2 separate regions of the Homo sapiens genome follow, and region 1 is linked to region 2. Evidence: read pairs that join two places in POLR2A ChIA-PET (ENCODE). Cell type or tissue: Panc1. All regions are shown on one strand.

Region 1 (8,000 bases), 83 kb before region 2:
GGCCTCTGGCTCCACAAGCACCTGCTGGGGACCTCGGAAGCCAGTATGCTGATGAGGAGCCTGAGGGTGATGCGGCTGCCATGGCTCAACCCATAAGGGCGAAGCTGTGGGCTGCTAAAGTAACATTAACAAATGAGCAGTAAAAAAAAAAAATAACAAAACCCAAACCAGGGGGCAGGGGCAGAGATCTCCTTTTATTAACAGGTGTGGTGGGCTGGGTGCAATGGCTCACACCTGTAATCCCAGTACTATAGGAGGCTAAGGCAGGAGGATTGAGCTCAAGAGTTTGAGAACAGCTAGGCTGGGTGTGGTGGCTCACACCTGTAATCCCAGCATTTTGGGAGGCCAAGGTGGGAGGATCACCTGAGGTCAGGAGTTTGAGATCAACCTGGCCAACATGGTGAAACCCTGTCTCTACTAAAAATACAAAAAGTAGCCGGGCATGGTGGTGCACACCTGTCATCCCAACTCGGGAGGCTGAGGCAGGAGAATCACTTGAACCTGGGAGGCGGAGGTTGCAGTGAGCCAAGATTGCGCCACTGCCTGGGTAACAAGAACGTAACAAGAACTCCAGCCTGGGTAACAAGAACGTAACTCTGTCTCAAAAAAAGAAAAAAAAAAAGAGTTTGAAACCAGCCTGGGCAACATAGCAAGACCTCGTCCCTACAAAAAATACAAAAATTAGCTGGGCATGGTGGCGTGTACCTGTAATCCCAGCTACTAAGGAGACCGATGTGGGAGGATTCCTTGAGCCCAGGAGTTCAAGGCTGCAGTGAGCTATGATTGCACCACTGCACTCCAGCCTGGGTGACAGAGACTCCGTCTTTATTAAACAAAGAAACTGGCTGGGTGTGGTGACTCCTGCCTGTAATCCCAGCACTTTGGGAGGCCAAGGCAGGTGGATCACCTGAGGTCAAGAGTTTGAGACTAGCCTGGCCAACATGGTGAAACTCCGTCTCTACTAAAAAAAATACAAAAAAAAAAAATTAGCCAGGCGTGGTTGCGCATGCCTGTAGTCCCATCGACTACTCAGGAGGCTGAGGTGGGAGAACTGCTTGAACTCAGGAGGCAGAGATTGCAGTGAGCCAAGATCATGCCACTGCATACCAGCCTGGGTGACAGAGTGAGACTCCATCACAAACAAAGAAACAAAGAAACAAACAAGGTGTAGTAACTTAATAGGTGCTTCTGACTGCAGAGGACTTAAGGCCAGATGAGAAAGACAGGGGCAGTTCCTCCACTCAGGGAGAACTCAGCTTGAGGGAGCAGATGTAGAGCCACAGTGGGAAAGACTGTTAGTGCTCAGAGCAGGAAGCCTGGGGATTTGTATCTCTGAGGGTTGAGGCCTCGAGGGCAGCCCTGCAGTAACCCTATAGGATGTGCCATTGAACACTCAGCACTGGGATGCTGCTGCGCTTTTGGTCTCTTGGAGATTCTCAGTGTCTACTAGTATATACTAAAGGCTCTCGTAAGTCCTGCAACAGACACTTGTTTGGTTTTGGTTATTCCGCTACGTCCCTTTTCTATGAAACACATATTTCCTCTCGCCCATGGTCCACGCTCAGGAAGCACTTTCTGAACTTCTTTACACCAAGGCTCTCAAGGTCCCTGGGTGGCCGTGCATCCTCAGGTTGTTCTAATGCGCAGCCACGTGTGAGGACACTGGAATACTGTGTGATGCCATGTGTGGGGAGAGGAGCCATACATCTGTCACAAGCATGGCTGCACATGCTCACGGGCAGGCTACAGAAGGAAATGAGAGTGGGGCTGGGGGCTGGGAAAGGAGAACCCGTATTCTTCACCTGAGCGCTTCTTTTCTGTTTAAACTGTATTATAAGAAGCATTATATATTATATTATATATATGTATTGTATATTATGCATTATAACTGTATTACAAGAACCTTAAGTAAAACCAAGTACAAATGTCTCCGTTAGAAACCCCTAAATTAAGATTTCTCTGCTGGAGCCTGACAGATCTTCCCCAGAGCAATGGAGGCAAACCCAGGCGGGGCTGGGGGCCTGGAGGGGCTGCTACTCACAGGTACGGGATGCACGGCGGTTCCACCTCCGAGAGGGCGGCCCGGTAGGCTCGGAAGGAGGACGAGCTGTCGATCAGTGTGCAGTACTCGGCCAGGCCCTGGCAGGACAGGACAGGACAGGACCGGACAGGGGTGAGCGAGTGCTGGGGCAATGCTGGGGCAGAGCCCTGGTCCTCCTCACTAACTGGAGGGTCAACCACCCTCTGCCCAACTCCACAGGTCCCACTACGCACAAACACCCAGCCAGGTGTGGGTCCTGGCCCTGGCCAGCAGGGATTCTGTCCTTTTCAACGAGTGTCAGCCCAACCCCTGGTCACAGGGGACTTCAGGCCGTTTTGTGGAGAAACACCCCACAGTACTCATTGTGCCTGGGCAGCCAGCGCTTGTGTGTATACGACATCCCGGAAGATGGGCTCCTGCCTGGCCCTGTTCGGCGGTGCAGCCAGAGGAGCTTCCCAGGCACACACTGAGTGGCGTCACTCCTGACTCGGAGCTGCCTTTGCTCTGCCCTGTACTCAGGGAGGACCAACTAAAGATAGCATGTGACCTCGCCCTCCCCAGGGCTGGGTGGCTTCTCTCCTGCAGGGGTGGGGGGCTCCCACCTAGGAGACTCAGCCAGCCCTGCCCCACTCAGAAGGCCCCTCTCCTGCCTCTTCTCCTGTTACGTGCCTCTCCCTGAAGTGCTGCCTCCTGAGGACCCCCCATGCAGAGGCCGTGTGAATTTCCCACCTCTCCCCATACACTAGCTTACAACCATCCCTGAACATGGGCTTGAACAAGAAGACCCTGGGTGGCCTGGCTGACACCCGGGTCTCTGACATGACCCCTGGGTGGCCTGGGTCACACTCGGGTTCCTGACACGACCCCCAGGTGGCCTGGCTGACGCTCGGGTTCCTGACATGACCTCTGGGTGGTCTGGTCACACTCAGGTCCCTGACACAATCCCTGGGTGGCCTGGCTGAACTTGGGTCCCTGACATGACCCCTGGGTGGCCTGGCTGACACTCAAAAGCCATGGGTTTTGCCCCCATTTGCAATATTATTTCCCTACACAGGATAAAGGTCCAACTCCTCACCAGGCTCCTGAGGCTCTCATGACCTAGAACTGGTCCCCTTCTCCCGGGATGTGGTCCCCTGGCCTCCTCCTGTCCCTGGAGGTGCTGACCCCCACCTGCTCCTGGCTGTGCACTCCTTTGTCCCCTTTGATTCTCTTCCCTTCCCAGGAAACTCCTCCTCCTCTGCAGATGGTGGCATGAGTGACACTTCCTCTGGGCTGGCCCACCTGCCCACCCTTCTTCTTTTAGTGCTTATCTAGCAGAAACTCACCCAACATCATGTTGGGCTGTTCACAGTGCGTCCCCAGCACCTACCGCAGTGCCCGGCCCGAAGCAGACCCTTCAGAAGAACGGGCTGAGGGCGGGCGGGGGAGGCGGGAACCCAGGGATGGGCCTGCTGGGTGGCAGCAGAACACCGGGATGTGACCACCCCAGAACCAACCTCGAAGCTCCCGGGGGCCTGAAGATTGGGGATCAGAGACAGGAAGGCGGGAGGGCAGCTGTTCTGGTCACACAGCATGTCGGTGGCAGAGCAGGGGCCTAGGCCCAGCATTTGCTCCAGTGGGAGCACTTTCTGCCACAGCTAGTCGCCTGAGGGCTGGGCGGCCCCCCTTACCAGCCACCCTCCCGCCCACGCCCCAAGGCCACTCACCTCTGAAGTCTGCTTCTGCCACTCCAGCCTGCGGATGGGCGCCGAGTCCAGGGCAGAGAGGATGGCCAAGTAGGAGTTGAAGTTATTCAGCTTCCGCAAGTGCTGCCGAGAGAGGGGCGGTGCCGTGAGGCAGGAGGGCAGGCGGGTCCCGGGCTCCCAGAGCAGGGACTGATGATGGGGGCCTGGGAAGGACTTGGCCACCATTACCTTCATGATCTTGATGAACTTCAAGAGCAGCCGTTCCCTGTCCTGGGCCTTTTCCTGTAACATGATTATGGACCGGACCCTGCATGGACCAAGGGAAAAAGAAACAGCTGAGTTGACAAGTCCCTGCAGGTCCCAGGGGTCCTGGTGGAGACAGGACCTGTACGACCCCCATGCCAGTGGCCACGAGCCCACCCCTACTGAATACCTGCAGCCTGCCCCAGGCATAGATCTAGTTTCTGCTCTCCAGGAGCTCATAACATCCTGGGACAGAGGCACAAGGAAATCTGGTGACAATAAATCTGGTGACCATAAGGAAATCTGGTGAAGGCCCAAAGGGGGCTTCGAATCTGCAGGTGGAGCATGGGAGGATGAAAGCAGAGCCTTTCCTGACAAGCATGGGCCCCAAGTACCAGGGGGCTGGGCAAGTTCCTTGTGTGATGCAGGACTGGCTCGGGGAGACCCGCTAGCACGTGAGGTAAGAGGTCACCTTGGGCAGCCACGAGGGAAGGAAACTCTCAGAACCTTAGTAGCAACCAAAGCCGAGACCAAAGCCAAAGGCCAGTCTCATCTGTGTGATAAATGCAGCAGGGATGTCACCCTGGCCTCAATTTCCTGTGGTTCACAGGGGCCACTACCAGGGTCACTTGGAGGTGGTGCCGCACTTTGCACTGCTGGTTCTTCTTTTTTATTTAAGAGACAGGGTCTTGATCTGTCACCCAGTGCTGTGAGTATATCTCACTGTAGTCTTGAACTCCTGTTCTCAACTGATCCTTCTGCCCCAGCTTCCCGAGTAGCTGGGACTATAGGTGTGCACCACTGCTCTTGGCTAATTTTAATTTTTTGTAGGGGGGGGGCGTCTCTCTATGTTGTCCAGGCTGGTCTCGAACTCCTGCGCTCAAGTGACCCTCCTGCCTCGGCCTCCCAAAGTCCTGGGATTATAGATGTGAGCCACTGCACTCGCACCTCTGTGCAGCCAGGCCCTGTGGAGTGTGCCCCTGAGCTTCTTGCACCCAGCCAGAGGCTGGTGTCAGAAGCCAGGCTTGGGGCCTTGTGTGCAGCTTCCGTCTGCTTTAGAAACCACATCCTGTTGGGCAAAACCCTACGCTGGACTGCCATAGCTAAACATGCTTTTCCCCAGGATGGAGTGCTTCTGTGGGGAGGAAGATAGGCAAACGGGAGATGATCTCGGGGCCTTTAAAACACATCAGACATTCTCCTGGAGGCAACAGTGGGTGGGTGGGGGTGGCACAGCTGCTGAGCTCTAGGGGGTCCTGCCTGATGCTGAGCTGCTATGGGGGCTTTGTCGCCTCTTGAAGAGACAAGAGCTCTGGTTTATAAACACATTACTGGGATTCATTTTGCTTTAAGAATTAAAGACTAGGCTGGGAGCGGTGGCTCATGCCTGTAATCCCAGCACTTTGGGAGGCTGAGGTGGGTGGATCACGAGGCCAGGAGGTTGAGACCACCCTGGCTAACACGGTGAAACCCTGTCTCTACTAAAAATACAAAAAATTAGCTGGGTGTGGTGGCGAGCACCTGTAGTCCCAGCTACTCTGGAGGCTGAGGCAGGAGAATGGCGTGAACCCGGGAGGTGGAGCTTGAGGGGAGCCAGAGCTTGCAGTGAGCCGAGATTGCGCCACTGCACTCCAGCCTGGGCGGCAGAGCCAGACTCCGTCTCAAACACACACACACGCACGCACACACACACACACACACCTGCAGAGCAAGACTCTGTCTCAAACACACACACACACACACACACACACACCTGCAGAGCCAGACTCCGTCTCAAACACACACACACACACACACCTGCAGAGCAAGACTCCGTCTCAAACACACACACACACACACACCCACCTGCAGAGCGAGACTCCGTCTCAAACACACACACACACACACCTGCAGAGCGAGACTCCGTCTCAAACACACACACACACACACACCTGCAGAGCGAGACTCCGTCTCAAACACACACACACACACCTGCAGAGCGAGACTCCGTCAAACACACACACACACACACACCTGCAGAGCGAGACTCCGTCTCAAACACACACACACACACCTGCAGAGCGAGACTCCGTCTCAAACACACACACACACACACACCTGCAGAGACTCCGTCTCAAACACACACACACACACACACCCCTGCAGAGTGAGACTCCGTCTCAAACACACACACACACCTGCAGAGCGAGACTCCGTCTCACACACACACCTGCAGAGCGAGACTCCGTCTCACACACACACCTGCAGAGCGAGACTCCGTCAAACACACACACACACACACACACCTGCAGAGCGAGACTCCGTCTCAAACACACACACACACACACACACACCTGCAGAGCGAGACTCCGTCTCAAACACACACACACACCTGCAGAGCGAGACTCCGTCTCAAACACACACACACACACCTGCAGAGCGAGACTCCGTCTCAAACACACACACACACACACACCTGCAGAGTGAGACTCCGTCTCAAACACACACACACACACACACACACACACCCCTGCAGAGCGAGACTCCGTCTCAAACACACACACACACACACCTGCAGAGCGAGACTCCGTCTTACACACACACCTGCAGAGCGAGACTCCGTCTCAAACACACACACACACACACACCTGCAGAGCGAGACTCCGTCTCAAACACACACACACACCTGCAGAGCGAGACTCCGTCTCAAACACACACACACACACACACACCTGCAGAGCGAGACTCCATCTCAAACACACACACACACCTGCAGAGCGAGACTCCGTCTCAAACACACACACACACACACACACGAATTAAAGACTAAATGCAAACATTAACGTTATAGAGCCCACTCCTTTGCTAACTGTTCTGTCAGGCAGAGTCAGTGTGAGCATCAGCTTGAGATTGCCTGGCAGTGACCAGGGCAGGAGGGCAAACTCACGCCCTTCCCAACACCACCTATGGCAGACATCGCTCCTCGACCCTGGCACTCTTCCCTGCTGAGCCTCCTCGACCAGGTGGCCACTTCCAGCAAGCCCCATCCTGTCCCTGCCCCTGTCCTCAGCCTGTCAGTGCTCATGGGAACCCCCAGGAGCTTAGCGGAATGAAAGAGGCAGCTCCTTCTCCTACCATTCAAGCTCCCTGCAAAGGAAAACGCAGAGCCCACCCAGACGTGCCACCATCCAGAGCAACAGGGCTTGGCGCTGGGCCTCTCTTACCAGTAGGACATGTTGTTGAAGTGCTCCGTGAACTGGGTCAAGTTGGGGCTCTTCTCCTCATTCTGCTCTTTTGCCCAAAGCAAAACCTCAGGAATCTACAAAAGGAAAGAAGGCAGATGGAGGTGGAGCCCCGGCTTTCCCCTGATGGGGGTTTCTCTCATTCAGGGACAAACAGTGTGGCTCCCCCTGGCAGGAGCAGCCTGTACCTCTATTTTATAGAAGAGCTCAGCATCCAGCAGCGTTAGCTGCTCCGCTATCTCATGGCTGTGAAAGTCGTGCAAGGTCCCCGGCCTGGAAGACAGAGGTGTGAGAAGAGCCGTCAGGGGTGGGGAGGCCGGTGGGGAGGGCTGAGCAGGCCCGGGCTGCGGGCGTCAGAGCAGGAGAGCCTCTCTGCCCAGCAGGAGCGTGGAGGCTACAGGGCGGGGAAGCCCCAAAAGGCTCCCTGGGGCCCTAATGGCCTCCTGCCTCTCTCCGGGACGACACTGTCTGCCTTTCTCTCCTGCTTCTGCTGGGTATGTCCAGCAGCTTCTGGAATCAGAAGCCTGAGTTTCCCTCGTGAGCTCATGGACAGTTGAGATGCCAAGAAGGCTCGCTCACGGCTGGAGCCCACTTCCAGGTGGCCAGCAAGAACAGAGATGGTGCCAAAGAAACGAAGGCTATGCGCTCACTGGAAGGAGCCCACTACTCAACAGACATGTATAGGTGCAAATGACACTCACCGTCGGTGTCGAGGGGACGGGCCACAGACTGGCATCAACCACTGCCATGTTCGTGCTGGGACAACCCAGAACTGACCACAGCCCAGGGTGTGTGCACTCCTGCCCTGTC
Region 2 (8,000 bases):
CCTTCACCTAGATTCGTCAACCGTTAACATTTTGCCATGCTCGCTTTCCATCCCTTTTCTTTCTCTATCACAGAAACACACATGCAAATTTATTTTTCATCAAAGCAACTGAAAGTTGCACACGTTATAACACATCTCTAAATACTACCAGCTGTCTCTCTCCTAGGAACAAGGACATTCTCCTGCATAAATAACATAATAACATTATCATACCCAAGATATTTAACACTGACATAATATTTGCTCCATAAGCAAATTTCTCTTATCAGATTCTCTATAGCTTTTTTTTTTTTTTTTTAAATCCAAGATCCAATTAAGGAGCATACATTGCATCTGGTTGTCATGTCTCTCCAATTTCCCTTATCTAGTCTGGAGGCAGGAGGGACGGGACTGGCTTTTGGACGTTGACATATTTTGAAAAGTGCCTGCCAGTTGTCTTGGAGGAGGTCCCCCGTAAGTTGGATCTGCCTGTTCCCTGTCATGAGATTCGGGTAATACATGCTTGGTAAACACAGTTCCTGGGTGGTATGTGCTTTCTACTGTATTATTAATCAGTTATTGATAATGCTAAGTTCGATCACTTGGTTAAGGTGGTATCTGCCAAATTTCTCCACTGCAATGATATAGTTTCTCCTTTGTAACTAATAAGTAATCTGTACTGCAATTTGAGATTTTAAGCATCTTGTTCCCTAACAAATTTTCACTGAATAGTTTGGCATCCACTGATGATCCTTATGTGAATCTTTATTTTACTGGTGGTTACACATTGGTGATTATTAATTATTCCTCGATATTTATTGGCTGGCATTCCTTTATAAGTAATAGGCCCCCACCCTTTACTTTTTTTGGTATCACTATGGACCTGGGTGTTCATTTATTATTCAGTGTGTTATAATCCATTATAATCATGCCCTTTCATGTTCAAACTTCCAAACTTGGCCAGAGGGAACCTTTTTAGCCCATCTCCAGTGTTACTGAGGAGTCTCCATCAATCTTTGAATACTTCTTTGGTTTTTGATGCAAAAGAAGCTCCAGAATCACCCCGTACCTTCCCTACCCCATTTCTCCAGGAAATCAGCTTGGAATCTGCCATTTCTTTAATGTACCCTAGCTCCTTTTGGTGGGGAGTGGTATTTAGAAACCAAGATCGGGGCATTAGATGTGCTCATTGCCACTGGGATGTCACTGTTCTATGTCCTTTCAGTGGACACAGCTAGGAGAGAAATATGTACATGTATTTAATGTAAATATATATAATTAAATATGAGTGTGTATATATCTATATATTTTTAAATCATAAGTTAATACTGTTATTTCTTACTGCAAGCCAACACCACCAGGTTCTTCCTCCTTCCTTGATTCCATATTTGCAGCTCCCTTCCACAACAGTGAGAACCCTGGTTTCTAACATCATCAATCTATTCATTTGCCTTATCCTACAATAAACACAAAATTTCTTCAGAATTGCTACACGAATATCATTAACAACTACTAAAGGTAAAAGTTCAAGATTTCTTAGCAATTCTTTTAGTCCTTAGAATATATCCTGTGATGGGCATATAGCAAGTACTGTGTTCAAAAAGATATTCTAATTCTTTTTTCTGTGTGGGTTATATTATCATTTAATATACAGTTAGGTTTGTTTTTATTGATATTCAATTTCAGGATTTTTTCTGAATTTGTAAAATATTTATACAGTTCAAAAGTTAAAAAACTACATAACTTCTGTTTTATCCCTCATTTACACAGAAATAAGTAGTATATCCATCCTTATTTCCTCTTCTTACAAATACTGTATTAGACATCCACAGGAGCCTGAATTTGGCAGTTCAAGAGAAGTGAAGGAGCTAGGTGAAGGCTAGGGGTATATATTCGAGAGCTGTCGGCATATACACAGTATAGGAAGCTAGAAGACCAGTGGAGGCCCTCAGGGACATGTGTAGATAGAGAAGAGGGCCAGATGACTTCATTGTTGGGTGGTCTCATTACACAACACAAGCTCTTGGTGATTCCCTTGGACATTTGACAGGTGGCTCAAACACAAGTCTAAAACTGTATCTCTGAAGCTTCCTCCCAAACCTGCTTTGACCACATCTTGGTAAACAGGACATTTCACCCTTCCAGCAGCTCAGGTTAAAATCCTTGATTCTTCTCTTTTGCTTGAGTCCATCTGGCAATCCTTCGGCAAATCCTGTGAGTTCTACCTTAATGGTACATTCAGAATCCACCACTTCTCACCACCTGCACCACGGTCAGCCTGCCCAGTGCCATCTTTATTCCTCAAATGGACGACCGCGATGGCTTTCTAACTGTCCCCTGCTCCTTGCCCTCCCCATTCTCAACTCTGCAATCAGAGTAGTCCTTATAAGAGCTAAGTCTCGCTATGTCACCCTTCTGTTTGAAAACCTCTGATGGCATCTATTCTCCCTCAGAGAGGCCCTGTGTGATTTGCACCCAACCATGTGCCGCCCCAACCAACCCCCTCCCCACCTCTGAGAGTAAGCCCTCCATGGTAAGCCTGTTCTCCGATGTCCCCCAGATGGGGAGGCCTGACAAGTGCAAAGCCACTATGAGTGGTTGGGTAATGTTGGTCTAATCCTGGGACTCAATACTGGGAAGCTCACTGGGCTCTTAGAACAAGCTGCATCCTTCAAGCAAGGCTTTAGAAATCAAGGTGATATTTGGGTCCCCATCTATCTACCTTACTGTCTTCTTTTCCAACTTTCAGAATTCAGGGGACAGAGAAGGGTTCTACTTACTAGTCCTTTGAGACCCCAATGAGAGAATCAAATCTCATTCATTTTGGAATCTGGCACTTAGCCCAATAACTGACACATCATAAAATAAATAAGTGCTTGTTAGCAAACACGCAGATAAAAGAATCAATGAATTAACCCTGTAACAACCAACAGCTATGACATTCAGTCTACACCAGATGGTAATATCAGAGATGTAGATAAGATGGTTTATATGGATTTTTAATATAATTCTCTAAGTAGTTCTAGCACACGAGTCAGAGACAACTCATTCAGGAACTTTCTTTGGTGGGACGCTTCAGCCTGGGTTACTAGAACATCTGTTGTTCAAGCTACCTCCAGGGAATAGACAAGAAAGATTATACTGTTCACCCTCCTCCTCTAGGTTCTAACGGACTCTCTGGACCAGTACTATCCAATAGAAACATAGTGTGAACCACATATGTAATTAAAACAAAATTTTTTTTTTTTTGAGACAGAGTCTCACTTACTCTGTCCCCCAGACTGGAGTGCAGTGGCAAGATCTCAGCTCACTGCAACCTCCACTTCTTGGGTTCAAGTGATTCTTCTGCCTTAGCCTCCTGAGTAGCGGGGACTACAGGTGCCTGCTACCACGCCTGGCTAATTTTTGAATTTTTAGTAGAGACGGTTTCACCATGTTGGCCAGGCTGGTCTCGAACTCCTGACCTCAAGTTATCTGCCCACCTCAGCCTCCCTAAGTGCTGAGATTACAGGCAAGAGTCCCTGTGCCCAGTCTTAAAAATATTTTTTAATTGACCCAATTTATCTAAAGTATTATTACAACATGTAATATAAAAACGATTAATGAGCTATTTACCTTCTTTTTCTTTCATATTAATCTGCTGTGGATTTTATACTTCAGCACATCTCAGATGGCACTGGCCACATTTCCAGTGCTGCTGGACTAGACGCACAGCCTGGGCCCTCACCTCCTGTGATGGGACGGCTGGGACATGAAGCAAAGAGCCTTGGCCTGGTTGGATCTGCCTGCTTCAGGGTGGAGTGCTGAGGTCTTGAAGGTGGCACTTCCTGCTCGCCTTCAAAGCATTCTTTTTTTTGGAGACAGAGTCTCACTCTGTCACCCAGGCGGAGTGCAGTGGCACGAACTCGGCTCACTGCCATCTCCATCTCACGGGTTCAAGTGATTCTCCTGCCTTGGCCTCCCTAGTAGCTGGGATTACAGGTGCCTGCCACCACGCCTGGCTAAGTTTTGTATTTTTAGTAGAGATGGGGTTTCACCATGTTGGTCAGGCTGGTATCAAACTCCTGACCTCCAGTGATCTGCCTGCCTCGGCCTCCCCAAAGTGCTGGGATTACAGGTGTGAGCCACTGCGCCCAGCCAAGGCATTCTTATTACCACTCAACAGATGAGGAGACCGAGTCACAGGCGGCTTCCTGCTCGCCTTAGGCAGGGCTCAGGGCAGCACTGGAGTCCCAGACTATGGAGCCCTCCCACACCCTCTTCCTACACGGAGGTACTGCCCATTTCCTCCTCCACAGTACCTGGTACAGGGACAGAGGTGGCTGGGTGATGGCCTCAAGAAATGTCACTGTGCAAGGTCTGGTGATGGAATGCATGGAAAAAGAGGCAGTCTTCTATTGTTTCAAGAGAAGAAATCTCTACCATCACAGCTTCCCAACATTCCAGACTGATTTTCTCTGAAGGTAGGGACCACAGTCATTCAAAGGGGAACTGCCACCATGTCCTATGGCTATGACATGGGGCAAACAGAAGTGGCACTCATCTCTACACGTGGCCTAGGGCAGCCTATCCACGTATTCCCGTCCCACCCACGTCTCAGATGGAAGGGAAAGGCCGTCATCTTGTGTGATGCTGAGTCAGCTGGCCTCCCTGGGGCTTGCTTTTCTCTGCTGTAAAATGGGAGTAGTGATCTTTACCTCACTGGGCCGTTGGGAGGATGTCATACAGTACTGCACATACAGTGAGTCACTAAGCCCAGTCCTGGCACTTAGTTAACATTCATAAATGTCATCTGTGGCCACCAGACCGTTCAAAAATATACTCCTTTTTGGGATAAATGCCACCATCTTCAGTGGACAGCTGTTATTTCTTAACACAACTGGCTTTAAAAATAGAGAAAAATTCTAATAACTTAAGCATCTCCTAGGATTTAAACAGAACCCACAGCCCTCGTCAGGTAAACTTTTCCGCGTGAACAAAGCATGGAGATGATGTCCAGGGAGCCCCTCCCTTACCTGCCAGAGACGTGAAGAGAATTCCCAGACTCGCTCCTCTTATAAACCACAGATGCTGCTTGAGGGGATGGAAGGGACGCCTCTGAGACTCAGAGCGGCTTCCCTCCCGGAGCCCAATCAAGTGGTTAAATCAGCAGCGGCTGTTTTTAAACTTCCTCTCAGAAATTTTTAAATTAGATATTAAAATTTAGATTTTTAAAAAACTTACAATTTAAGAAATCCCCTTAGAAGCCAGGAGTGGGGCTTCTAATATGTGGGGAGCTCTTGGCATATGCCTGGTCCTCATGCTAACATCAGAGGGGAGGTATTCTTATTACCACTAAACAGATGACGAGACCGAGTCACACGGTAGTCATGGACCTTGGCCAAGGTCACAGGGTTAAGTTTAAACCTCCCCTCCCCTCCCATTTTCACAGACAAGGTGACTGCAGCCCTAGCCGGTGTCCTGAACCACTCAAGGCGGCCTGTCCCCACGGTGGCCTACTCCCAGGGAAGCGTTTCTTTTCCATTACTGTTAGGCATTGATCTAGAGATGAAAACCACAGACTTCATAGGCTTCCTGAGATGTGAATTAGTCATTTCTCAGCTTTATTTTCAGAGGCAAAATGAAAAAAAGAGTGATGGTAAAATAACAGTTTATTCTGAGTAAACCACAGAGCAGAGGCCAGGGTACATCTCATCATCTGGAGGCAGAGCCCTCCCCCGGCCTTTGTCTTTTAGGTGGAGTTGTTTGGGGCAGCCTCCGTGGCTCAGAGGAACCTGCCTGTTAGGATGGCTGCCAGCCTAGGAGGGGCAGGTGGAGGCAGCATGCCATCTCAGCACTCCAACAGTGCTCTGCCGGGGCCGCAGCCTCCTGCTCTCCAGTGCAGTGCCACCAGCAAAGCAGCCAGTCTGGGGGCAGGAAGGCCTGTCTAGCTGGGGCTGGGTCGTGGTGATGGAGCCCCATGGGCCTGCAGGCAGGAGGTGGCAGCAGACGGCCCCCACCTCTGCTGCGCTAGCCCTGCTCAGAGACTCTGAGAACTCACAGTTTGACAGGCCACCCTCTGGGCCTCCAGAGGAAAAACAGCATTTTCATTCGTCAGTAAGCATACATTCATGTATTTATCTCCCAGACAACAGGGGAAGGAGCTGGCAGCCACAATCCCTAGCAGCTTGGGACACTGCAGAAGGAGCTCATGGGCAGAGAAAGAAGACAGTGAAGGGACAGGAGTCACCTCAAAAGTCCTTCCCTGTCACCTTAGGGAAGCAGGCTGCACTGCACAGTGCAGGTCAGACACTGCGTGGCATCCTCACTCATCCACCCCTTCACTCCATAAACATTTACACGCAAAGCACTTGCAAGGTGCTGGGGTCAGGAGGAGGCCCAGTTTACCACCCAGGCCCCCCTGCCCCTGAACGAGGGCAGTTCAGGCTCCTTCCTCCGAACTGGAGGAGAAAGCGTCAACTCGCCTCCCTCAGCCCTTTCTCCTCCTCATGTTCTGACATGACACCCAAGCATGCAGAGGGCTGGGATAGAAGAGCCCACCCTGGTGCTACTGATACCAGCTGACTCTTACTTCAGAGTTACTGGCCTAACCCCCACGGGAGGCTCCTGAGGGCCCTTGAGGTTCTGGGAAAATCAGAAGTCCTCCTGGTTTAAGCACAGACAGAATTTCATTGGGTTAGAGCCTAAAATTCAATCCACTTCATTTCCAGTCAAATGTATTGGCCCCCACTATGTACAGGGAGTTGTATCAGGTGCTGAGTAACACAAGGCCCTGCCCACGTGGAGCTGGCAGCGATGACAATGGCTACACAGCAATGACTAGGACCACTTCTTGTGCAGTGAGCACCCAGCACCACCGCAGGCACTCAACAGGCCTCATCTCACTGAAGCCTCGAAGTGACCCTCCAATACAGGTACCACTGTCTTCATGCCACAGACAGGGAGAGTGAGGCCGAGGAGTAAGTGACAGACCCTGGATTTGAATCAGTTCTGCTTCACACACCAGCCACACGGTCTCCTAATTTAGTAGAGAGAGGAGTAAGTACCCTAAGGATTGTTCAAACAAAGCAGAATTCAAGTTCAGAGGAAGGAGGGCTCACGTCTGCTCTTGGCCCTAGAGGACTTTTCTTATTTCCTCTGGGTCAGTGTTCCACTTAAGTCAGCACCCACTCAGCGTGGGACACTGGGCTTGGCTAGGATCACCACCATCCTGTCCCCACCCTCGCTTCTGACGCAGATGCCACAATCTTGGTGTAGGCTCCTCTTCCCCCTTTTGAAGCCAAAGACTAGCAAATAAGCTGTTTATTAAGTGTGTTCACAACCTTGATCACCAGGGGAGTAAGTCACTGTAAGAGGAGAAGAAAAGACTTCCAGGCCAGGACTGCTTGTAAAAGTGAATTACACCCTTCTGGAAAAGCCCAGGACCAAGATGGCTGGTTCATAGCAGACGCACATCAAAGACCTCCCGGCTGTGCTAGCACCTGGGCTAAAAATACTCTCAGCGCAAAACCTCGGGACAGTCTCCCGGCCTCAAGGAAGAGGCCAAAGTTATACACTGGCTCTCTCGACTTGGGAGGTGGGATTATGGGTGCAACCAAGACACTATTTTTAAACAACCCCAAAAATAATGGGTTGGGGAAGAACATATATTTCAGTGATGCCTGGAATTGCCAACATTTGGCAAGAAAGCGGAGAAGGGGATCTTCCTAAGTCAGAAAGTCCTCCCTTTCTCACTGCCTTTATGCCTTAGCAGTCTGTGATCAGTTACAAAACTCGCCATACTGATTAAAGAGGCTCCTCAACCAAGTGTTTTGAAAAGACAGCCATCCCCCTTCCCTGGATCTTGAACTCAGCCAAATAGCATTCCTCTAACTCCCTCCAAATTACCTCTCTCATTTAACACTCTCTAAACCCCACACTGTCCGGGGAATGCCCCTAGGAAAAACCAGGGGCAACCCAACTTCAAAAACTCAGTTGCTTTACTCTAGAATCCTCAGAGCAGGAAATAGTGATCGTTTTTC

The links. Peaks named below come from ENCODE experiments on the same cell type or tissue, not always from the same donor. Only the 100,000 strongest peaks of a DNase experiment are listed, where the experiment ranks them.
Region 1: POLR2A ChIA-PET joins it to region 2 with 10 read pairs; 3 of 35 experiments call an interaction of 5 or more read pairs at or near these places.

What each region holds. Positions count from the first base shown.
Region 1 is chr9:131,580,564-131,588,563 of GRCh38, forward strand. It overlaps RAPGEF1 (Rap guanine nucleotide exchange factor 1), which reads right to left. Exons shown (of 27, transcript NM_001377935.1): 21 at 7,379-7,463; 22 at 7,173-7,267; 23 at 3,955-4,033; 24 at 3,748-3,849; 25 at 2,042-2,139. Among named protein-coding and RNA genes, the nearest start is that of PRRT1B, 39 kb to the left of the region's middle. In Panc1, no CTCF peak of the experiment used is centred here; no DNase peak of the experiment used is centred here.
Region 2 is chr9:131,663,173-131,671,172 of GRCh38, forward strand. The region is part of intron 1 of RAPGEF1 (Rap guanine nucleotide exchange factor 1); the gene reads right to left. Among named protein-coding and RNA genes, the nearest start is that of RAPGEF1, 73 kb to the right of the region's middle. RefSeq lists enhancers at 5,204-5,253, 5,674-5,733, 5,874-5,983, 6,014-6,083, 6,738-6,817 and 2 more. In Panc1, no CTCF peak of the experiment used is centred here; no DNase peak of the experiment used is centred here; H3K27ac peaks cover 3,815 bases.